Linked DNA regions of Homo sapiens: all the other regions are linked to region 1. A link is a loop called in an ENCODE intact Hi-C map of the cell type or tissue named here. Cell type or tissue: Calu3. All regions are shown on one strand.

What was found. A loop is a pair of places that touch in the nucleus more often than their neighbours do. Peaks named below come from ENCODE experiments on the same cell type or tissue, not always from the same donor. Only the 100,000 strongest peaks of a DNase experiment are listed, where the experiment ranks them.
Region 2: it touches region 1 in a loop (12-fold over the local background); 8 of 110 quality-filtered maps call a loop at or near these places.
Region 3: a loop joins it to region 1, with 2.2 times the contacts of the local background. A loop is called at or near these places in 4 of 110 quality-filtered maps.

What each region holds. Positions count from the first base shown.
Region 1 is chr2:31,671,607-31,679,606 of GRCh38, forward strand. The region is part of intron 3 of LOC107985862 (a long non-coding RNA gene); the gene reads right to left. Among named protein-coding and RNA genes, the nearest start is that of SRD5A2, 95 kb to the left of the region's middle. RefSeq lists an enhancer at 3,994-4,288. In Calu3, a CTCF peak has its summit at 4,178; a DNase peak (open chromatin) is centred at 4,185.
Region 2 is chr2:31,833,194-31,841,193 of GRCh38, forward strand. No RefSeq gene overlaps it. Among named protein-coding and RNA genes, the nearest start is that of LINC01946, 33 kb to the left of the region's middle. In Calu3, no CTCF peak of the experiment used is centred here; a DNase peak (open chromatin) is centred at 4,298.
Region 3 is chr2:31,726,852-31,734,851 of GRCh38, forward strand. LOC107985862 (a long non-coding RNA gene) reads right to left here and starts at 2,436. Exons shown (of 6, transcript XR_001739388.1): 1 at 2,298-2,436. In Calu3, a CTCF peak has its summit at 3,047 (motif pointing left); no DNase peak of the experiment used is centred here.

The sequences.
Region 1 (8,000 bases):
GATACTGGCTTCATAGAATGGTTTAGAGATGATTCATTCTTTCTCAATTTTTTGGAATAGTTTCAGTAGGATTCATACCAATTCTTCTCTGGATGTCCGGCAGAATTCAGTTGTGAATCCATTTTGTCCTGGGCTTTTGTTGTTGTTGTTGTTGTTGTTGTTGTTGCTGCTGCTGCTGCTGCTGCTGCTGTTGTTGGCAATTTTTCTTTTATTACTAGTTCAATCTCACTGCTTGTTATTGGTGTGTTCATGCTTTCTATTTCTTCCTAATTTAATGTAGGAGGGTTGCATGTTTCCAAGAATTTATTTCCTCTAGTTTCCTAGTTTGTGTGCATAGAAGTGTTCATAGTAGTCTTAAATGATTTTTTGTATATGTGTGGTTTTCGTTGTAATGTCTCCAGTTTCACTTCTAATTGAGCTTATTTGAATCTTCTCCCTTCTTGGTTAACATAGCTAATGATCTATCAATTTTGTTTATCTTTTCAAAGAACCAACTTTTTGTTTCATTGATCTTTTGTATTTTTTGTTTCAAATTAATTTAGTTTTGTTCTGATCTTTGTTATTTCTTTTCTTCTGCCAGCTTTGGCTTTAGTTTGTTCTAGTTTCTCTAGTTCCTTGAGAAGTGACATTATATTGTCAGTTTGTGATCTTTCAGGCTTTCCAATGTAGGCATTTAGCCCTATAAACTTTCCTTTTTGCACTGTTTTTGCTGTATCCCAGAGGTTTTGATAACTTAGGTTGCTATTATCATTCGTTTCAAGGAATATTTTAAATTTCCATCTTTGTTTCATTGTTAACCCCAAAATTATTCAGGAGCAGGTTGTTTAATTTTTATGTATTTATATAGTTTTGAGTATTTCTTTTGGAGTTGATTTCTAGTTTTATTCCACTGTGGTCTGAGAAAATACTTAATATGATTCTGATTTTCTTAATTTATTGAGACTTGTTTTGTGGCCTATCACATGACCAATCTTGGAGAACATTCCATGTGGTGAAGAGAAGAATGTATATTCTTCAGTTGTTGGGTAAAATGTTCTGTAAATATCTGTTAGGTCCATTCGTTCTAGAGTGTAGTTTAATTCCACTGTTTCTTTGTTGCCTTTCTGTCTTGATGATCTGTTTAATGCTGTCAGTGGAGTGTTGAAGTCCCCCACTATTATTATGTTGCTGTTATCTCATTTCTTAGGTCTAGCGTAATTGTTTTACTAATCTGGGAGCTCCAATGTTAGGTGCATATAAATTTAGGATAGTAATATCTTCTTGTGGGATTGATCCTTTTAGCATTATTTAATGACCTTCTTTGTCTTTTTTTACCTTTGTTCCTTTAAAGTCTGTTTTATCTGATATAATAATAGCTACTCATGCTCACTTTTGGTTTCCATTTGCATGGAATATCTTTTCCCACCCATTTACCTTGAGTTTATATGAATTCTTATATGTTAGGTGAGTCTCTTGAAGGCAGCAGATATTAGGTTTGCAATTTTTTTTTTATCCATGCAACCAATCAGTATCTTTTAAGTGGAGTATTCAGGCCATTTACAATCAATATTAATATTGAGATGTGAGGTACTGTTCCAGTCATCATGTTAGTTGTTACCCACTTTGTTTTACTCATTGTGTTACTGTTTTATAGCTCCTGTGAGTTTTATGCTTTCAAGAGATTTTATTCTGGTGCATACTGAGCTTTTGTTTCAAGATTTGAAACTTCTTTTAGCATTTCTTGTAGGGCTTCTCTGATAGTGACAAATTTACTCAGCATTTGTTTGTCTGAAAATGACTTTATTTCTCCTTCATTTATGAAAATTAGTTTTGCTGAATACAAAATTCTTGGCTGACAGTTGCTCTGTTTAAGAAAGCTAAAGATAAATTAAAATCCCTTCTGGCTTGTAAGTTTTTACTGAGAAGTAGAAACTTAGCTTTTGCTTTATTGGTTGTCTGATGCTTTGGTCTCACTACTCTTAGAATTCTTTCCTTCGTGTTGACTTTAGATAGCTTGGTGACTATATGGTGATGTCCTTTTTACAATGAATCTCCCAGGAGTTCTTTGAGCTGCTTGCATTTTCATATCTAAATCTCTAGCAAGGCCAGTGAGATTTTCCTCATTTATTCCCTCAAATAAGTTTTCCAAACCATTTGCTTTTTCTTCTCCCTCAGAAACACCAATTTTTCTTAGGTTTGGTCATTTTACATAATCCCATATTTTTTGGAGAATTTGTTTATTTCTTTTGATTCATTTTTTCTTTATTTTTGTCTGATTGGGTTAATTCTAAAGCCTTGCTTCAAGTTCTGAAATTCTTTCTTCTTCTTGTTCTAGTCTGTTGTTAAAACTTTCCACTACATTTTGTAATTCCCTAAATGTGGTTTTCATTTCAAGAAGTTCTGACTGGCTTTTCTTTAAAATATCTCTTTAGAAAAATTTTATTCATGTCCTGAATTGTTTTTTTAATTTTTTATGTTGGTTTTCAGCTTTCTCTGGTATCTCTTTGAGTGGCTTAATAATCAACCTTTTGAATACTTTGTCTAGTATTTCAAAGTTGTCACCTTGGTTTGGATCCATTGCTGGAGAGCTAGTATGATCTTTTAGGGGTGTTATAGAACCCTGCTTTGTCATATTATCAGAATTACTTTTCTGGCTCCTTCTCATTTGGGTTTACTATTTCTTCTAATTATTCTTGAATTTACTTTTGGTTTGACTGTGTTTTTTTAAATTAAATTTTCCCTCTTAAGGATGTGACTTTAATGCATGTAGTTTATTGTAGCCTAATTCAGCTCTTGGTGCTTTCAAGGGTGAAGACGCTGTATGAGTTCCTCGGCTATAAGGAATCTTCATATGATGGTTTTGTCAGATGCTTGTTATAGTAGCAATATCCTTGGTATGTGAGAAACTTCACAATCCCCTATGGGATTGAAATGGCAGCGGTCTCTTGAAGCTTATCTCATTCTTCCATGGTGTGCACTTATTTATTTATTTTTCCCCAGTATTTTATTTACTGGGTTGAACAGTTCATACTTCAGGCCAGTAGGGGAGGTGTTCCTTGGTAGAAACCAGTTGTGGCTAAAGCAGGTGAATAAACGCAATACACAATGGTGGGCAGAGATCCCAGCCTCAACAGAGGGGCCAGGGAAGCTCTCAGTTAAATTCACTGAGATCTTATTGATGGGGAGGATGGAAGCCACCTCAGCTTCCCTGCCAGGCCAGCAGGAAAGCAATCTACCTCCCAGGCACACTCTTGACCCAGAGTTCTGGCTATTCAGACCAGACAGGCACCTATTTTCATCTGCAGAAATGTTGATGTTCCAAGTAGAGAGGAATTGTGACCCTATCTCCCATGCAAGCCTGAACCTGAAGAGTGCTCCTCCTGTGTGAATGCAGTCACCTTAAAGTGTTCCAGAAAGGCTGTCTATATGTGCACCCATCCTGAGTGCCCATGGGAGAACCCTCAGCTATGTCTGCAGTGGTGGATGGGGGAAAAATAAGTCCCCTTCTCCAAGATTCTTCAGGAGTACCAGGACTGCCTGACTGTTGGAGTAGAGCTGCAGACTTTCCCCACTGAGCCCAGCACTACAACTGTGCCTCTGCTGAAAGGAACTTCCCACCAATGGAAAGATTTAGGACTCAAGGCCTTCCATCCAGATTCTTTTGTCCCACAGGGTGTTCCCTTGATGTGGCGCACTCCCCCTTCCCTTAGGAGTAGGAGTCCCTGAGAACCAGATTACTGTGAATGCTGCTGCTCCTCTGGGTCTAGCTGTTTGGTGGGGCTGCCACACTCCAGGCTGGTGCTGGGGAATGTCTGCAAGGGATTCAGTAATGTGATCTGTCCTCAAGTCTCCCAGCAGTAGGTACCAGCACCAGCTCTCATGGGGGTGGCAGGGCAGTGATGTAGACTCTGTGAGGTTCCTTGGTTATAAATAGCCTTATATTGTTGGTTTTCTTAAATGCTGGTTGCAGTAGCAATGTACTGGTCACATGGACAGACTTGGGACCTCCTGGTTAGCCAGAGTGGTAAAGACAGTGGTGATAGCTGAGGTTAATTGTTAGCTGACCTCTGGCCAGGAGGTGGCCCTTGTAAAATAGCACCAGCTGTGGTAGTAGCAGTGGGATTTATGCTTGCCTTATGTTACCCAGGAGTGGCACTCTGGTTTTTCAGGCGATAGGTGGGGCTATAAAGCCACCAAACAGTTCTGTCCTTTGTGTTAAGCTATCAGGGCGAGTGCAGAGGCAAAGCCAGATGGGGGCTGGGTCAGGCAGGTCTGCGCTCTGGCTGTCCACATTCAGGGCAAGCAGTGGTCCCTGTAGGGGCCAGGGGGTGGTTCTCTGGCCACTGGGGTAATGTTCCAGGGAGAAGCTTGGCTGCCTCAGCTGCACAGAAGAGTTCTCTCAGGAAACGGGGGTAGCAGGTGCCAGTAAGCCCCACCCTGCTCCCATGCACTTGGCAAGGCAGTTCTCATACCTGCAGTGTTCTGCTAGCAGCAACTAGGTAAGTTTCAGGCAGTCTACACTCAAAACTCAAAACTGCCCCAGGCCATATGCCTTCACAGGGGAGACAACAACCTTGGTTTTCAGGCCATTCCCCTCCCAGTTTGCTCAAAAAGCCAGGGTATCCAGCTCCTCCAGACATGGCTGCAGCACACTTCCCACTCTCCCCCACATTCTGGCCTCTCTCCCCCACAATTCTGGCAAGAGGAGTTCATCATCACTCGAGATTATATTGCAAATTTCAGTTGGGAGTTTCTCTCAAACTACAACCACTGCCTGCGTTAGCTAGCAGACTTCCATAAAATCTCCTGTGAGGTAGAATCAGAAATGGCTTCCCTTAGTCTGCACTGGAGACTGGGAATGCACACAATGCTCTTCCTGCTGCTGCTCCTTATATATTTTTCACCACTCCCTAAATCAGTTCCAGCCCTCAGTAGGGTTAAGGCCCTCCCTCAGGACTTGGATTGTCAGATTCCCTGGTAGGGATCTGTATCTTGGAGGCAGTCTTTCACCCTCTAACACTCTGGGGACTTACAGATTTTTGCCTGGCTCACAGAGTAGGCTGTAGTCTGCTACTTCTTTCAAAGGGTCTGTGGTTTCCTTCAGTTTTTTTGTTAAATTCCTGCATTGCTTCTTGGAAAAAAAGTTCATAGTGTGAATCTCTACACACTATTTTGTCTTTCCAAGTCAGAGAGGCATGCTAACACTGCCTCCAATCCACCATCTTCCAATCTAGTTTTTTTAAATCTTTATCAAAGTAGGTCACAAGATGCATGGGGGCAGAAATATCTAGAAAACTTCTTGTAGCATCAAGAAAGGATCTGGGTGGAGGCAAAGAATTTGGGGACAATCTGGTAGAAAATAGCTTGAAATTGATAGGTTGAAAAAGCTTGAGCTCAGGTGAATTCTAGGCCCAGCTCTACCACTCTTAGGCAAACTCCTTACTTTCTCTGTGCCTATCTTCATCTGTAAAATAAGAGGGTGGGCTAGAATTCCTGTATTCTCAGTTATACCCTGTAGTGAATCTGTGTATAGTACAATGAGGTTCAAAACTTAATATCATATACTACAAAGCTATAGCAACAAAAACAGCATGTTACTGGCATGAAAGCAGACACATAGACCAATGAAACAGTAAGAGAAGCCAGAAATATATCCACACGTTTACAGTCAACTGATTTTTAACAAAAGTGCCAAAGATATACAATGGGAAAATGACAGTCTCTTCAATAAATGGTGTTGGGAAATCTGGATATCCACATGCAGAAGAATGAAATTAGACCCTTATCTTTTACCATATGCAAAAATTAACCCAAAATGGATTAAAGACTTAAATTTAAAATCCAAAACTATAAAACTGCTAGAAGGAAACATAGGAGAAAACCTTCATGGCATCTGTCGGAGCAATGATTTTTTTGGATATGACCTCAAAACCATAGGCACAAAAGCAAAAATAGACAAATGGGATTACATCAAACTAAAAAGTTTATGCATGGTGAAGGAAGTAATCTACAGAGTAAAGAGACAACCTATAGAATGGGAGAAAATATTTGAAAACTATACATATAACAAGGGCTTAATATCTAAAATATATAAGGAACTCAAACAACTCAATAGCAAGAAAACAAATAACCCAATCTTAAAAATGGTTAAAGGACCTTAATATACTCAAAAGAAGACATTAATCAAAAGAAGACATACAAACGGCCAATAGGTATATGAAAAAAATGCTCAATATAACTAATTATCAAAGAACTGCAAAGCAAAACAACGAGATATCACCTCACACCTGTTAGAATGACTTATCAAAAAGACAAAATGTAAGTGTTGGTGAACACATGGAGAAAAGGGAACCCTAACACACTGTTGGTGGGGGATGTAAATTACTACAACCATTACAGAAAACAGTATGGAGTTTTATCAAAAAACTAAAAATAGAACTACTATCTCATTTAGCTATCCCACTACAGGGAATAGATCCAAAAGAAATAAAATTCATATGTCAAAATGATATCTTTTTTATATATATACTTTAAGTTCTTAGGTACATTTGCACAATGTGCAGGTTTGCTATGTAGGTATACATGTGCCATGTTGGTTTGCCACACCCATCAACTCATCATTTACATTAGGTATTTCTCCTAATGTTATCCCTCCCCCATCCCCCATCCCCCAACAGGCCCCAGTGTGTGATGTTCCCCACCCTGTGTCCATCTGTTCTCGTTGTTCAACTCCCAACTATCAGTGAGAACATGTGGTGTTTGGTTTTCTGTCCTTCGGATAGTTTGCTTAGAATGATGATTTTCAGCTTCATCCATGTCCCTGCAAAGGACATGAACTCATCTTTTCTACGGCTGCATAGTATTCCATGGTATATACGTGCCACATTTTCTTTATCCAGTCTATCATTGATGGACATTTGGGTTGGTTCCAAGTCTTTGCTATTGTGAATACTGTCGCAATAAACATACGTGTGCATGAGTGTTTATAGTAGCAAGATTTATAATCCTTTGGGTATATACCCAGTAACGGAATTACTGGGTCAAATGCTATTTCTAGTTCTAGATCCTTGATGAATCACCACACTGTCTTCCACAATGGTTGAACTAATTTACACTCCCATCAAAAGTGTAAAAGCATTCCTATTTCTCCACATCTTCTCCAGCATCTGTTGTTTCCTGACTTTTTAATGATCGCCATTCTAACTGGTGTGAGATAGTATCATATTGTGGTTTTGATTTGCATTTCTCTGATGACCAATGATGATAAGCATTTTTTCATATGTCTGTTGGCTGCATAAATGTCTTCTTTTGAGAAGGGTCTGTTCATATCCTTTGCCCACTTTTTGATGGAGTTATTTTTTTCTTGTAAATCTGTTTAAGTTCTTTGTAGATTCTGGATATTATCCCTTTGTCAGATGGGTAGATTGCAAAAATTTTCTCCCATTCTGTTGGTTGCCTGTTCACTCTGATAATAGTTTCTTTTCCTGTGCAGAAGCTCTTTGGTTTAATTAGATCCCATTTGTCAATTTTGGCTTTTGTTGCCATTGCTTTTGGTGTTTCAGTCATGAAGTCTTTGCCCATGCCTATGTCATGAATTGTATTGCCTAGGTTTTCTTCTAAGGTTTTTATGGTCTTAGATCTGACATTTAACTCTTTAATCCACCTTGAGTTAATTTTTGTATACAGTGTGAGGAAGGGATCCAGTTTCAGCTTTCTACATATGGCTAGCCAGTTTTCCCGGCACCATTTATTAAATAAGGAATCCTTTCCCCATTTCTTGTTTTTATCAGGTTTGTCAAAGATCAGATGGTTGTAGATGTGTGGTGTTATTTCGGAGGCCTCTGTTCTGTTCCATTGGTCTATATATCTGTTTTGGTACCAGTACCATGATGTTTTGGTTACTGTAGCCTTGTAGTATAGTTTGAGGTCAGGTAGTGTGATGCCTCCAACTTTATTCTTTTTGCTTAGGATTGTCTTTGCTAAGCGGGCTCTTTTCTTGTTCCATATGAACTTTAAAGTAG
Region 2 (8,000 bases), 160 kb after region 1:
AATTATATTGTTTATTGGCACATTTAGGATAATTTAGTGTCTAATTACCTTTAAGAAAAAGACAATGAGAGCCTGGGGAACATAGTGAGATCCTGTCTCTGCAAAAAAATAAAAAAATTAGCCAGGCATGGTGTCACACACCTATAGTCCCAGCTACTGAAGAGGCTGAAGTAGGAGAGAGAGAGAGAGAGAGAGAGAGAGAGGGAGGGAGGGAGGGAGAGAGAGAGAGAACAATGCGGCAATGAGGACAGAGAGGTTAAGTAACATGTTCCAGGTCACACAGGAATTGGCAGAATATTGACCAGGACCAGGGTCTCATCACTCCATATCCACCCACAATGCCAGCCACCCGATAAACCAGTAGCTTTCATATCTTTTAAAACCACGACTCAGAGTAAGAAACATATTTTACATTAGAACATAGTGCACGCGTGCACACACACACACACACACACACACACATATCCCTCACTACACATGTGCGTATAAATAGGGTGTATGTATATGTGTATAGAAAGTGCCTTATAAATTATAAGCTCTTTACATGTGGTAGCTCATTTAATCCTCACAATATCCTGTAAGGTTATTAATATCTCGATTTTACAAATGAGTAACTTGAAGCACTTAGTGACTTGTCCAAAGACAAGTAACCAGACCAGGATTTGAATACAGGCCCTGTGGCTCCAGAACCCATGCCCTTAGTCACTTCATACACTGTCTCTCATGTTTTGCATATGGACTAATATGTTTATGTATATACATGTGTGTGTATTGATGCATAAAATACTTTACTTTGTGTGGTGCACTCTATTTTCTATTTTATTGCACTTTTCAAAATTTACTGCAAACCACTAATTTTATATATAACCCATATTTTTAAAACACTTGAAAAACACTGCTATACTAACCAGGATAGATTTCCTTTTTAGATTTTCTTTTTAGAAAAGAAGGATGCAAAGTTTAAAGACAGCTATAAATTGGTTATTAACTAAAAGGAAGAAAGCTCCAAGTTTCTGTCTCATAGGAAGACAGTTGTCTATCACTTCAGAGAAAAGATGGAGAAATTATTCTTGTATAGTATTAGTAATATCTCTGCAACTCAGACATGGAAAAACCATTCTCTAAACCTCAAGTTCACCATAATAGTGCAGCTATCACATTTATTATTCATTTGAAGTTATTTTTGAAGTTTTTTTTTTTATTATACTTTAAGTTCTAAGATACATGTGCAAAACGTGCAGGTTTGTTACATAGGTATACATGTGCCATGGTGGTTTGTGGCACCCATCAACCCATCATCTACATTAGGTATTTCTCCTAATGCTATCCCTCCCCTTGTCCCCCATGCCCTGACAGACCCCCGTGTGTGATGTTTCCCTCCCTGTGTCCATGTGTTCTCATTGTTCAAGTCCCACTTGTGAGTAAGAACATGTGGTGTTTGGTTTTCTGTTCTTGTTTTAGTTTGCTGAGAATGATGGTTTCCACCTTCATCCATGTCCCTGCAAAGGACATGAACTCATTCTTCTTTATGGCGGTGTAGTATTCCATGGTGTATAAGTGCCACATTTTCTTTATCCAGTCTATCATTGATGGGCATTTGGGTTGGTTCCAAGTCTTTGCTATTGTGGATAGTGCTCCAATAAACATATATGGGCATGTGTCTTTATAGTAGCATGATATATAGTCCTTCGGATATATACCCAGTAATGGGATTGCTGGGTCAAATGCTATTTCTAGTTCTAGATCCTTGAGGAATCTCCACACTGTCTTCCACAATGGTTGAACTAATTTACACTCCCACCAACAGTGTAAAAGCGTTCCTATTTCTCCACATCCTCTCCAGCATCTGTTAGTTTCCTGAGTTTTTAATGATCGCCGTTCTAACTGGCATGAGATGGTATCTCATTGTGGTTTTCATTTGCATTTCTCTAATGACCAGTGATGATGAGCTTTTTTTCATGTTTGTGGGCAACATAAATGTCTTCTTTTGAAAAGTGTCTGTTCATATCCTTCACCCACTTTTTGATGGAGTTGTTTTCTTCTTGTAAATTTGTTTAAGCTCCTTGTAGATACCGGATATTAGCCCTTTGTCAGATGGGTAGATTGCAAACTTTATTATGTAAATTTTATAATCTACATGATAGAATTTATATCAGTCTGATTTAGCCCATGATTACACTATAAACTCACTGAATAGATTCTACTGGTATAGACATCTTTTTATGTTATGGTGTCTACATCATCATTTATATCTACTACTGCCACTAACATTAGCAATAATAGTTATTATAGTTATTATAGTAGTTATATTATACAATTATATTATAATAGTTATTATTATACACATGTATGTATATCTATCTCTACATGTATGAAGGTAAGTCTTAGTTGCCTATAAAGGTCTGGTTTTGTCCTTGCCCAAGAGATTTTCATAAGTGCAACCCAAAAATAGACCATGCAAGTTAACACTATCTTTCTGATACTCTCAGTAGGCATTTATAGAGCTGCGTCTAAAGGTTGAATATCCTTTATCTGAAATGTTTGGGACCAGACATGTTTCAAATTTTGAATTTCTTTCAGATTATGGAATATTTGCATAGACATAATGAGATATCCTGGGGATGGGATCCAAGACTAAACATAAAATTCATTCATGTTTTATATATACCTAATACATATAACCTGAAGGTAATTTTATATAATATTCTTAATAATTTTGTGCATGAAACAAAGTTTAGACTGCTTTTTGACTGTGACCTGTCACATGAGGTCTGGTGTGGAATTTCCTACTTGTGGTGTCACGTCTTTGCTCAAACACTTTTCAGATTTTGGAGCATTTCAATTTTTGGATTAAGGATTGTCAACTTTACTATTGCTTATGTCACTGAAGTAAAACTTTAAAATTGTTAAAACTCCCCTTTCAATTTCTTGAGTCGGCCTGCAATCAAACCTTTGTAATTAAACCCTCAAAGAACCTGTTGAAATTATTCCAGACTAGTTATTCTAAACCAGTTTTTACTCTCCTTTTCAAATGTCTAGTACATAATGGATTCTCAATGAATGTGATAGAGATATAACAGTTTAGTTCACATGCAAAATCATGAGAAAACCTATGAAAAACTTAAGGTCTATACCCAAAGAATGCTATATCAAGTATTATCCCACTCACACCAAATATTCAGCTATTAAATGATTGATAGTCTGTGTTAAGGAAGTTTAGAGGCTTTTTTTCATATTCACTCTAAGATTATCACTGTATACTATGAAATACATAGGATTGGCTGGGCACAGTGGTTCACGCCTGTAATCTCAGCACTTTGGGAGGTCAAGGCGGGTGGATCACTTGAGGCCAGGAGTTCAAGACTAGCCTGGCCAACATGATGAAACCCTGTCTCTACTAAAAAAAAAAATAGAAAAATTAGCTGGGCATGGTGGCATACAACTGTAATCCTAGCTACTTGGGAGGCTGTGACACGAGAATTCCTTGAATCTGGGAGGCAGAGGTTACAGTGAGCCAAGATCGCACCACTACACTCCATCCTAGGCTATAGAGACTCTGTCTCAAAAAAAAAAAAAAAAAAAAAAAAAGAAAGAAAAAAGAAATACATAGGATTGTGTTACTACACTGTGGATTAATCCCATTTTGGGATTGGGTCATAACCAGTATTTAAACAAGCTCAATCAGTTCATTCTAAGTTTCATTTAAGAGCAAATTATCTTTTCAAAAAATTGAGGCTTCAGAGCAACTCAAGAATTCTGGGAAAAATCTTCCTCTCTCTACCTGTGTTGTTTGCCAACTGTACAGAATAATAATATTTTACATTTTAGTAAGCCGCTTTTCAAAATACACATTTTTCAGAAGTCATTCTGATGACCGTATGGAGTAGGTAAAACAAATATTATCATCATCTACACAGCTAATAAGTAGTAAAGACAGGATTCAAACACAATTCTTCCTAGAAAATGACTCCAAGACTTAGATTATAGATATGAGAAAAATGCTGGCATCCTAGACAAAGGTGAGATTAGTCTTAATTTCCATGCTGAGTCTATGGAGATGGCTGTAGACCAGTGGGGTAGGCAGCTCTTATTTTTAATAGATTGCGAGCTTTAAAAGATCATCAGTGTATGCTGTCCTAAGCCAGCACATTGTTATATCCTTTTGCAGTTTTAGAATTCTGACTTTCCCAGATCTGCTTAAGTATCTTTCTATTCTAAGCCAGTTCAACTTGGACACCTTCTAAATAAAATCAGAGTAGGCATTTTGTGCACTTCACGATTTGAAGCACAACGCTGACACCTAGTGTATTCACTGATTTTCTTTTCCTTTCCTCCCTCCCCCTTTTTTTTTTTTTTTTTTTTTTTTTTTTTTTTTTTGAGACAGAGTTTCACTTTTGTTGCCCAGGCTGGAGTGCAATGGTGCAATCTTGGCTCATCGCAACCTCCACCTCCCGGGTTCAAGCAATTCTCCTGCCTCAGCCTCCTGAGTAGCTGGGATTACAGGCATGCGCCACCACGCCCAGCTAACTTTGTATTTTTGGTAGAGATGAGGTTTTTCCATGTTGGTCAGGCCAGTCTTGAACTCCTGACCTCAGGTGATCCACCCACCTCGGCCTCCCAAAAAGTCGGTATTACAGGCATGAGCCACCACACCCAGCCCCCTTTTTCTTTAAAGAATGGCTATTATAGTTTAATAATAGTAAAAATTTATTGAAAACTTAACAGGTTAGCATGTTAAGTATCATGCTAAGCACTTTAAATGTATCATCTCATTTACCTTCTTCAACTATGAACAATGTTTTATCATCATCTCTACTTCACAAACAAGGGAAAAGAAGCTTAAAAAGTTAAGTCAAATTTTATTACTGCAAAAGATGGAATTCAAATCCAGATCAGCTTGACTCTGGAGCCGAAGCTCTGAATCACTATTTGTAAAGGAATCAAGTAGGACTGTGTTATGAAATAGGTTAGTTTATTTCTATTCACTTGGAGGACATTTGCACACACTTCCTTCAAGACTGAAGGTAAGCATTCAGGTAGAAAAGATGACAAATCTGCCCAGGTGCAGTGGCTCACGCCTGTAATCCCAGCACTTTGGGAGGCCAAGGCAGGTGGATCATTTGAGGTCAGGAGTTCAAGACCAGCCTGGCCAACATGGTGAAATGCCATCTGTACTAAAAATACAAAAATTAGCCGGGTGTAGCTGTGGACGCCTGTAATCCCAGCTACTCAGGAGGCTGAGGCAGGAGACTCACTTAAACCCAGGAGGTGGAGATTGCGGTGAGCCAAGATCATGCCACTGCACTCCAGCCTGGACGACAGGTAAGACTCTGTCCAGAAAAAAAAAACAAAGAAAAAACCAAAGAAAGAAAACCTAACAAATCTCATGTCTGCAGCTTTAAACCATGTGTCCTCTTGATTTTGTCTCTTTCTACGGCAGGATGTTAGCCCTAGAGTTATCCAATCCAAGTCCTTTACCCTCTCATTCTCCCTTTGAAGGCAGAGAGCAATCTCACTGAGTCTTCCAGGTCTGTTCCGGTAACGTCTTGGTATTTTAAAAAGAACTGTTATCCTGTGAGCAATATATATTATAGTGTAGTTCTTCATGTGGTGAGCCTACCTTTCCTCAAATTATCTATTAGCGCTTCTAGACTAAATGCTCCAAGAAAGCACAGCTTGTGCTTTTTTTTTTTTTTTTTTTTTTTTTTTTTGAGACAGAGTCTTGCTCTGTCGCCCAGGCTGGAGTGCAGTGGCGCGATCTCAGCTCACTGCAAGCTCCGCCTCCCGGGTTCACACCGTTCTCCTGCCTCAGCCTCCCAAGTAGCTGGGACTACAGGCACCTGCCACCACGCCTGGCTATTTTTTTTTTTTTTGTATTTTTAGTAAACAGGGTTTCACTGCGTTAGCCAGGATGGTCTTGATCTCCTGACCTCGTGATCCATCCGCCTCGGCCTCCCACAGTGCTGGGATTACAGGCGTGAGCCACTGTGCCTGGCCGCCTTTCCCATTTTTGAAGACAAAACGCATGGCATATAGTGGGTACTCAATAATGTGTTAAATACACTAATTAAAGACTGAGAGTCTGTATTAGTTTTCTAAAGTTATTTTCTTTGCATCTTTTACTTAGAATATAAGTGTGAGTTCAGTTGCTTAATGCCTAGTGCCAAGACAACTATGGTTGTTGAGTTCACTCCCCAAGTGGGCTTCTCAGATTCTCTGTGTGAAAAAAAAAAAAAAAAAAATGATCCCCTGATAGTATCTCCACTGTCTCCATCAAAGGGTTTTGTTTGTTTTTTTCTTTGAGACACCACCTCTGTCATCCAGGCTGGAGTGCAGTGGTATGATCTGGGCTCACTGCAACCTCCACCTCCTAGGCTCAAGCAATCCTCCCACCTCAGCCTCCTGAGTAGCTAGGACCACAGGCACGCGCCACCACGTCCAGATAATTTTTGTATTTTTAGTAGAGATGGGGTTTTGCCATGTTGGCCAGGCTGGTCTTGAACTCCTGAGCTCAAGCGATCCACCCGCCTCAGCTTCCCAAAGTGCTGGGACTGCAGGTGTGAGCCACCATGCCCGGCCCCAAGGGCTCTTTTAAGAGAGACATTTCCCTTTATTCTTCTTCTACGCCCTCACGGTGCCACTGTTTTATAATCTGATGTTAAAATCTATCAACTGCAGTGGGAATAAAACAGTTAAGATAGAAATAATACATAAAAGAGGTAACAAATGCAGTTCATGCTTTTTAGTTCACTTGACAAAGCATGACTCAGCTGCTTTGAGGGATTCCTATTTAATTTTCTTGGGTCAGCTTGTAATTAAACCTTAAAAGAACCTGTCAAGGCCAAGCACAGTGGCTCATGCCTGTAATCCCAGCATTTTGGGAGGCCGGGGCAGACGGATCACTTGAGGTCAGGAGTTCCAGATCAGCCTGGCCAACACGGTGAAACCCCGTCTCTTCTAAAAATACAAAAATTAGCCAGGTGTGGTGGTGCACGCCTGTAATCCCAGGCATGAGAATCACTTGAACCCCAGTAGTGGAGGTTGCAGTGAGTCAAGATCTCACCACTGCACTCCAGGCTAGGTGACACAGCAAGGCTCAGTCTCAAAAAAAAAAAAAAAAAAAAAAAGAACTTGTCAAAACTATTCTAGACTAGTTTTTTTTTTTTTTTTTTGAGATAGAGTCTTGCTCTGTCGCCCAGGCTGGAGTGCAGTGGCACAATCTCAGCTCACTGCAACCTCTGCCTCCTGGGTTCAAATGATTCTCCTGCCTCAGCCTCCCGAGTAGCTGGCACTACAGGTGCCCGCCACCATGCCTGGCTAATTTTTTATACTTTTAGTAGAGACGGGATTTCACCATGTTAGCCAGGATGGTCTCAATGTCCTGATCTCATGATCTGCCTGCCTCGGCCTCCCAAAGCGTTGGGATTACAGGTGTGAGCCACCGCACCCGGCTGACTAGTTCTTCTAGACTAGTTTTTACTCCCCATTTCCACTGGGTAGTATATATTGGATTCTCAATGAATGTGAACTTAATATTACAGAAAACAAAAGCTAACATTGATCAAATATTTGCCATAAGCAACTTCTTAGCTTAGCACAGCAGACACAACTCATTTCACAATACAAAAATAAAACTGTTATTATTGTTTCAATTTTACAGATTATGAGACAGACTTGGAGAAATTAGGTAACTCCTCCAAGTTAGGCTCCAGGTTAATATCTGACTCTACAACCAACACTCTTCACAACTATGAATCCCAAGTCCAAAAATAAACTTTTACCCCTTTTGGTTGAGAGAAGCCAAGAGTCACGGCTGGACTACAGTTTGAAACTGTTCTCAAGACCCACTTGAAACTGGATTCAGGTAGTGTTGCCCTTTCAGCCTCAAAAATCTCTCTTCTCTATGCTAGATGCAGGGCGTCCTACAGTCCCTCTCCTGGGAATCTCTGTAATAAATTAATTCAAACGAAAATGTATGTGGTTAATGCTGTGTTTGCTTG
Region 3 (8,000 bases), 55 kb after region 1:
ACAGTTCAATGAGAACAAATATGTGTTTAGTCTGTCTTTCTGATCAACATTTTGAAAAGTTTTTCATGTGGGAAAAGAGAAAAGAGTGGTAAGACAAAGGGTATATGAGGGCATGACACCAAATATATATAATTAGAAAGATGGAGAAGGCACAAGAAAGAGACACTAGGGCAAAAGACTAATTTTCCCTGTTTTAAAGGTGGAAGATGATACAAAAAGACTTATGGTATGATTCCACTTATATGAGGTACTTATAGTAGTCAAAACCATAGAGACAAAAAGTAGAATGGTGATTGCCAGGGGTTAAGGGGAGAATGGAATGGGGAGTTAGTGTTTAATGGAAATGCTTTCAGTTTTGCAAGATGAAAGAGTTCTGGTGATAGATGGTGGTGATGACTGCATAACAATATGGATGTATTTACCACCATACGTATACAAGCTTTAAAATGGTGTAGTCAATTATATGTTCTCAGAACCACAATTAAAACATCTCTGTGGCCCCTAATATGATGAAATTGGTCACCACATTAATCAATATTTTCAACTTTGCAAAGCACACCAAGAGACATTTTTCTGGTAATCTATTAAAGCTTAACACTGATTTTCAATGAACACCATTAAAATCCAGAGCTCATCAGGGTTTCAATGATTTTCTAGTACAACATGTAGTAAGCATTTAATGTTTCATTTGCTAATGCCACTTTTCTTTCCATAGACTCAAATTTTTCATTAGCTCACATTTTTTAAAGGATCTTCATTCAATTTTTTGTTACCACTTTCTCTCACCTCCACTGTTTTCCTAGTTTTCTGAACTTAAATCTATAAAACATAATGTAAGTTTTGTATTTAAAACTCTAAAATGCATTCAATAAAATGGAAAATTTCTTCAAGCAATAAGGAAAACAATTACAGGTGACTGAGAAAATTTCCTTATATCACACATAGTTTTCGGTGATCTATTCTAAAATTTAATCTTAAACTAGCTTAGTTTTTAATTGACTTTCTCCTCAACACTCTTGTCAATGTTTCCCAAACTTATCTAATGACACAGATCACTTGGGGTGCTTTTTTAAAATGTGAACTCCCAAAACCCTCCCTGGGGATTCTGATTTAGTAAGTCAAGGGTGGAACCCAGGAATCTGTAACTGCCTATGTATGGCAGGTGATTCTACATTAAGCTAAGTTTCCTGCACATAAAACGGAGGAAAACAGCAGATACAGCTTTTTCCAATTCTCCCACTCCTGGGATTTGCCATCATTTCCTATGTAACCATAACCATACTAGGATTTCTCTCTCACCCCCTCTCTTTTTCCCCCAGACTTTGGTACTTGTTCTCAGTCTTGCTATTCAAAACGTAGTCCTTGAGGAGGCAGAGCAAGATAGTCAAATAGAATCCTCCAGCAATTGCCCATCCCCTCCCGAGGAACAACAGACTGAGCAACTATCCTTGCAAGAAAGCACCTTCATACGAACCCAAAGTTCAGTTGAGTGATACTATGATCTGGTTTTAACATAATAACAAAGATAGTGTATCTGGTTTTAACATAGTAACAAAGAAAGAGGCATTGAAGAGGGTAGGAAGGACAGTCTTGCAGTGCCTACCCCACCCCTCCCACAACCCCAGGCAACACAGCACAAAGGGATAACCTGAGCACCTGGGGAAGGGAGAGCAAATTATGTGTGGGATTCTTCACTGGAATTCAGTACCACCCTATCACAGTGGAATACAATACCAGGCAGAGTTCTGCCAGTGCCCACAGAGGGAGCATTTAGACAAGCCCTGGGCCAGAGGGGAATTTCCCACCCCAGCAGAAGGAACTCTAATCCTGGCCAGCTTCAGCACCAGCTGACTAAAGTGGCCTGGGGACCCAAATAAATTTGAATGGCAGTCAGGCCACAGCGATTAAGATCATAGTCCTTGGGCAAGCCCTGGTGCTGCACTGGTCACAGAGGCAGTGGACTTGGGGTGCAACCCCATGCAACACCATCTGCAGTGACCACAGGAGTGCCTGCATCACTTCTCCCTAACTCCAGGCAGTGCAGTGCAGTGCAGTGCAGTGCAGTGCAGTGCAGTGCAGGGAGAAATTCCTTCCGCTTGGGAGAAGGAGAGGAAATAGTACAGAGGACTTTGTTTTGCAACCTGAGGATCAGCTCAGCCTAGTAAAATAAAGCAACAGGCAGATTCCTAAAGCTCCCAGTTCCAAGCCTTTGTTCCTGGGTGGTGTTTCTAGACCAATCTGCTGACCTGGTGGGATGGACCCTGTCCCAGCAGGATTCACCAACTATGCCCTTTTACCTAAAGTGCCCTTCTTTGGTCTTGAATAAACAGCAGCAGCAGGCAGGCAGGAAGTAGTGGCTGTGGGTCTTGGGCAAGTCCCAGTACTGTGTTCATCTGGAAGGTCATAAGTTTCAGGTGTGACCCAATCAGTGCCAGCTGTGGTGGCCATGGGAGTGCCCACGTCACCCCTCCCCAACTCCAGTTCAGTGCAGAGACTGACTGTATTAGTCCATTTTCACACTGCTAATAAAGACATACCCAAGGACGGGGCTATTTACAAAAGAAAGAGGTTTAATGGACTCACAGTTCCACTTGGCTGGGGAGACCTCACAACCGTGGCAGAAGGCTAAAGGCACTTCTCACGTGGCGGCAGACAAGAGAAGAGAATGAGAGCCAAGGAAAAGGGGTTTCCCCTTATAAAACCATCAGATCACATGAGATTTATTCACTACCATGAGATCAGTATGGGGGAAACTGCCACCATGATTCAATTATCTCTCACTGGGTCCCTCCCACAACATGAGAGAATTATGGGAGCTACAATTCAAGATGAGATTTCGGTGGGAACACAGGGCCAAACCATATCACCAACTCCTTCTCCTTGAAGGAAAGTGAAAGAGAAGAGCAACAGACTTCACCTGGAACCTGGAGAAGTCTCCCTTATCTTCCCCAAATCCACCAAGTACACCAAGGCTGTGTATCTAGGAGTCTGCAAAAATCACAGTGTTCCTCAGTTTAGGGTGCCCTCTAGTGCTAAAACAGCTTCAATGACCACAGGCTTTGGTAACAACACTCAATCCCCATTGAATTCTGGGAAAGCCCTCTCAAGGACAGGTACAAACAAGGCCAGACTGCAAAGACTGGGATAAATACCTAACTTCAATGCTCAGACATCAACAATCATCAAGAAAATCTAGGGAAACGTGACCTTATCAAACAGACTAAATAAGGCACCAGTGACCAATCCTGGAGTGACAAAGATACCTTTCAGTCAGGGAATTCAAAAGAGCTATCTTGAGGAAGTTCAACGAACTTTAAGGTAACACAAAGGAGGTATTCATCAGAATTCTATCACATAAATTTGTCATAGAGATTGAAATAATTTTTAAAAATCAAACAGAAATTCTGGAGCCAAAAAATTCAACTGACCAACTGAAAAATGCATCAGAGTCTCAACAGAAGAATTGATCAAGCAGAAGAAAGGATTAGTGAGCTCAAAGACAGACTATATGAAAATACAGTCATAGGAGAAAAAAAGAATTTAAAAAATTAAGTAAGCCTACAAAATCTAGAAAATAGCCTCAAAAGGGCAAATCAAAAGTTTTTGGTCTAGAGAAAGAGATCTGAGTAGAAAGTTTATTTAAAGAAACAATAAGATATGAATATCCAGATACAAGAAGGTCAAAGAACACCAAGAAAATTCAACCCACTTAGGACTACATCAAGATATACCATAATCAAACTCTCAAAGATCAAGGACAAAGGGGGGATCCTAAAAGCAGCAAGAGAAAAGCAAATAACATATGAAGGAGCTCCAATATGTCTGGCAGCAGACTTCTCAGAGGAAACCTTACAGGCCAGAAGGGAATGGAATAACATGCTCAAAGTGATGAAGAAAAAAAATCCCTTGACCTAGAATATTATATCTAGCAAAGTTATCTTTTAAACATGAAGGGGAAATAATAACTTTCCCAGACAAATAGAAGCTGAGGGATTTAAACCAACTTTAGACCTGTTTTACAAGAAATGCTAAAGGGAGTTCTTCAATCTGAAAGAAAAGAATGCTAACAAGCAGCAATAAATCATCTGAAGGTATAAAACTCACTGTAAAAGTAAGTACAAATAGAGAATACTCCAACACTGTAATTGCAGTGTATAAACCACTCATATCTTTAGTATGAAGACTAAAAGACAAACCTATCAAAAACAATAACTACAACAATTTGTTAAGAAATAGACAATATAAAAAATATAAACTGAGACTACAAAAAGTCAAAACACAGGAGGGATACAGATTAAATGTAGAGTTTTTTATTTTCTCTTTGATTGCTCTTTTTTCTTTTAATTGTGATCAGAGTTAAAGCTATCATCAGTTTACAATAATTGATTAAAAGGTGTTATTTGCAAGCCTCATGGTAATCACAAAGCAAAAACCTATAATAGAAACATAAAAATAAAAAGCCAGAAATTAAAACATACTACCAGAGAAAAATTACTCAAACACCAAGGAAGACAAGAAGAAGGGAAGAAATGACTAACATTACAACCAAGAAACAAGTAACAAAACAGCAGTAGTATGTCTTTACCTAACAATAATATTGAACGTAAATGGACCAAATTATCCAATCAAGACATAGAGTGGCTGAATGAATTTAACAAAAAAAACAAGACCTTACACAGTGGTGCACACCTGTAGTCCCAGCACTTTGGGAGGCCAAGGTGAAAGAACCACTTGAGACCAGGAGTTTGAAACCTGGGCAACATAGTAAGACACTGCCTCCCCCAAAAAAAAAAAAAAAAAAAAAAAAAAAAAAAATATATATATATATATATATATATATATATATATATATATATATAAAATATGGAAGCTCCAAATATATATATTATATATATATTTATAGATACAAGATCCAACTATATGCTGCCTACAAGGAACCAACTTCACCTATGAAGACACAAACAGACTGAAAATGAAGGGATGGAAAAAAATATTCCATGCAAAAAGAAACCCAAAACAAGCAGGAGTAGCTATATTTATATCAGATAAAACTAGATTTCAGGACAAAAGCGATAAAAAGAAAGTCATTATATAATAACAAAAGGGGCCAATTCAGCAAGAAAATATAACAATTGTAAATATTTAATGCACACAACACTGAAGCACCCATATGTCTAAAGCAAATTTTACTAGAGCTAAAGAGATAGGTCCAAATACAATAAGAGTTGGGGACTTCAACATCCCACTTTCAGTGTTGGACAGATCATCTGGACAGAAAATGAGCAAAGAAACATCAGACCTAATCTGCACTACAGACTAAATGGACCTAATAGGCATTTATATTATAGAACATTTTTTTCCAACAGCTGCACAATACACATTCTTCTCCTTGGCACATGGAACATTCTCAATGCTAGATCACAAAACAAGTCTCAAAAAATTTCTTCAAAAATTGTAATCATTTCAAGTATCTTCTCTGACCACAATGGAATAAAATTAGAACTCAATAATGCGAGGAATTTTGGAAATAATACAAATACAGGAAAATTAAACAATATGCTTCTAAATGATCATTGGGTCAATGGAGAAATTAAGAAGAAAATTTAAAAATTTCTTGAAACAAAATGAAAATGGAAACACAATATACCAAAACCTATAGGATACAGCAAAAGCAATACTAAAAGGGAAGATATAGCAATTAAAGCCAATATCAAAAAAAGTAAAGATTTAAACAACCCAACAATCCATCTTAAAGATCTAAAAAACCAAAAGCAAACCAAACCAAAAATTAGTAGAAGAAAGGAAATAATAAAGATCAGAACCGAAATAAATGCAATTAAGACTTAAAAAAATACAAAGAATCAATGAATCATAACACTGGCTTTTTGAAACACAAACAAAATTGAAAAACAACTAGCCAGACTAAGAAAGAAGACTCAAATAAATAAAATCAGAGACAAAAAAGGAGAAATTACAACTGATACCACAGAAATTTAAAGGTTCTTTAGAGACTATTATGAGAAACCATATGCCAATAAATTAGAAACTTAAAAGAAATGAATAAATTCCTAGACACATACAACATACCAAGACTGAACCATGAAGACATGCAAACCTGAATAAACGAGTAACAAGGGGGAAGCAGTAATAAAAAGTTTCCCAGCAAAAAAAAAGCTTAAAATCTGGTGCCTTTACTGCTGAATTCCACCAAATATTTACAGAAGAAATAATACCAAAAGTATTATACCACAGCATACAGAATAAGACAAAATACTTGCAAACTATTCAACTGACAAGGGATTATTAACCAGAATATATAAGGAGCTCAAACAACTCCACAGGAAAAAAAAATCTAATAATTCAGTTTTTAAATGGGCAAAAATCTGATAGGCATTTCTCAAAAAACACATACAAATGGCAAGCAGACGTATGAAAAAATGTTCAACATCATTAATCATCAGAGAAATACAAATCAAAACCACAATGAGATATCATCTCACCCCAGTTAAAATGGCTTTTGTCAAAAAGATCAAAAAATAACCAACCCAAATGTCCAACAATGACAGACTGGATTAAGAAAATGTGGCACATATACACCATGGAATACTATGCAGCCATAAAAAAGGATGAGTTCATGTCCTTTGTAGGGACATGGATGAAGCTGAAAACCATCATTCTCAGCAAACTATTGCAAGGACAAAAAACCAAACACCACATGTTCTCACTCACAGGTGGGAACTGAACAATGAGAACACTTGGACACAGGAAGGGGAACATCACACACCGGGGCCTGTTGTGGGGTGGTGGGAGGCGGGAGGGATAGCATTAGGAGATATACCTAATGTAAATGATGAGTTAATGGGTGCAGCACACCAACATGGCACATGTATACATATGTAACAAGCCTGCACGTTGTGCACATGTACCCTAAAACTTAAAGTATAATAAAAAAGTAAATAAATAAATAAAAAGATCAAAGAATAATAAGAATAATGAATCCTGGCAAGGATGTAGGAAAAGGAGAATGCTCCTGCATTGTTGATGGGAATTTAAGTTACTAGAGCCACTGTGGAGAACAGTATTGAGGTTCCTCAAAAAACTAAAAATAGAACTACCACATGATGCAGTAATCCCACTGCTGAGTATATATCTAAAAGAAAGGAAATCAGCATATTGAAGAGATATCTGTACTCCCATGTTTATTGCAGCACTCCTCACACTAGCCAAGATATGGAATCAACCTAATGTCCATCAACAGATGAATGGATAAAGAAGATGTGGTACATATACCCAGTGGAATATTATCAGCCATAAAAAAGAATACAATCCTGTCATCTGCAGCAAGATGGATGCAACTTGGAGGACATTATGTTAAGTGAAATAAACCAGGCACATAAATATTGCATGTTCTTGCTCATATTTGGCAGCTATAAAAATTGATATCATGGAGATAGAGAGTAGAATGATGGCTACCAGAGGCTGAGAAGGGTAGTGTGGGGAGGAATAGGTAGGGATACGTTAATGGGTGCAAAAATATAGTTAGTTAGAAGGAATAAGATCTAATGCTCAGTAGCACAATAGCATGACTATAGTTAACAATAATTTACTGTATATTTAAGAATTACTAAAAAAGTGGAATTGGAATGTTCCCAACACAAAAAAATGATAAATGTTTAAGGTGATGGATATCTCAATTACCTTGATTTGTTCATTACATATTGTATGCTTAAATCAAAATATCACATGTACCCCCATAAATATGTAAAACAATTATATATCCATAAAAATGTTCAAATAAAACAAAACGGGGACAATATTTTAAGCCATGTCGTCCTCAGACCAGCAGCATCAGCATCACGTGGGAGCTTGCTAGAAATGCAGAATCTCAAGTCTCACCTCAGACCTTCAGAATCCTCACTTTAACAAAATCCCCAGGTAATGTGTGTGTACATTAAAGATTGAAAAGCATTGAGAGAGAAGTGTTTCCTAAACTTTTTGGT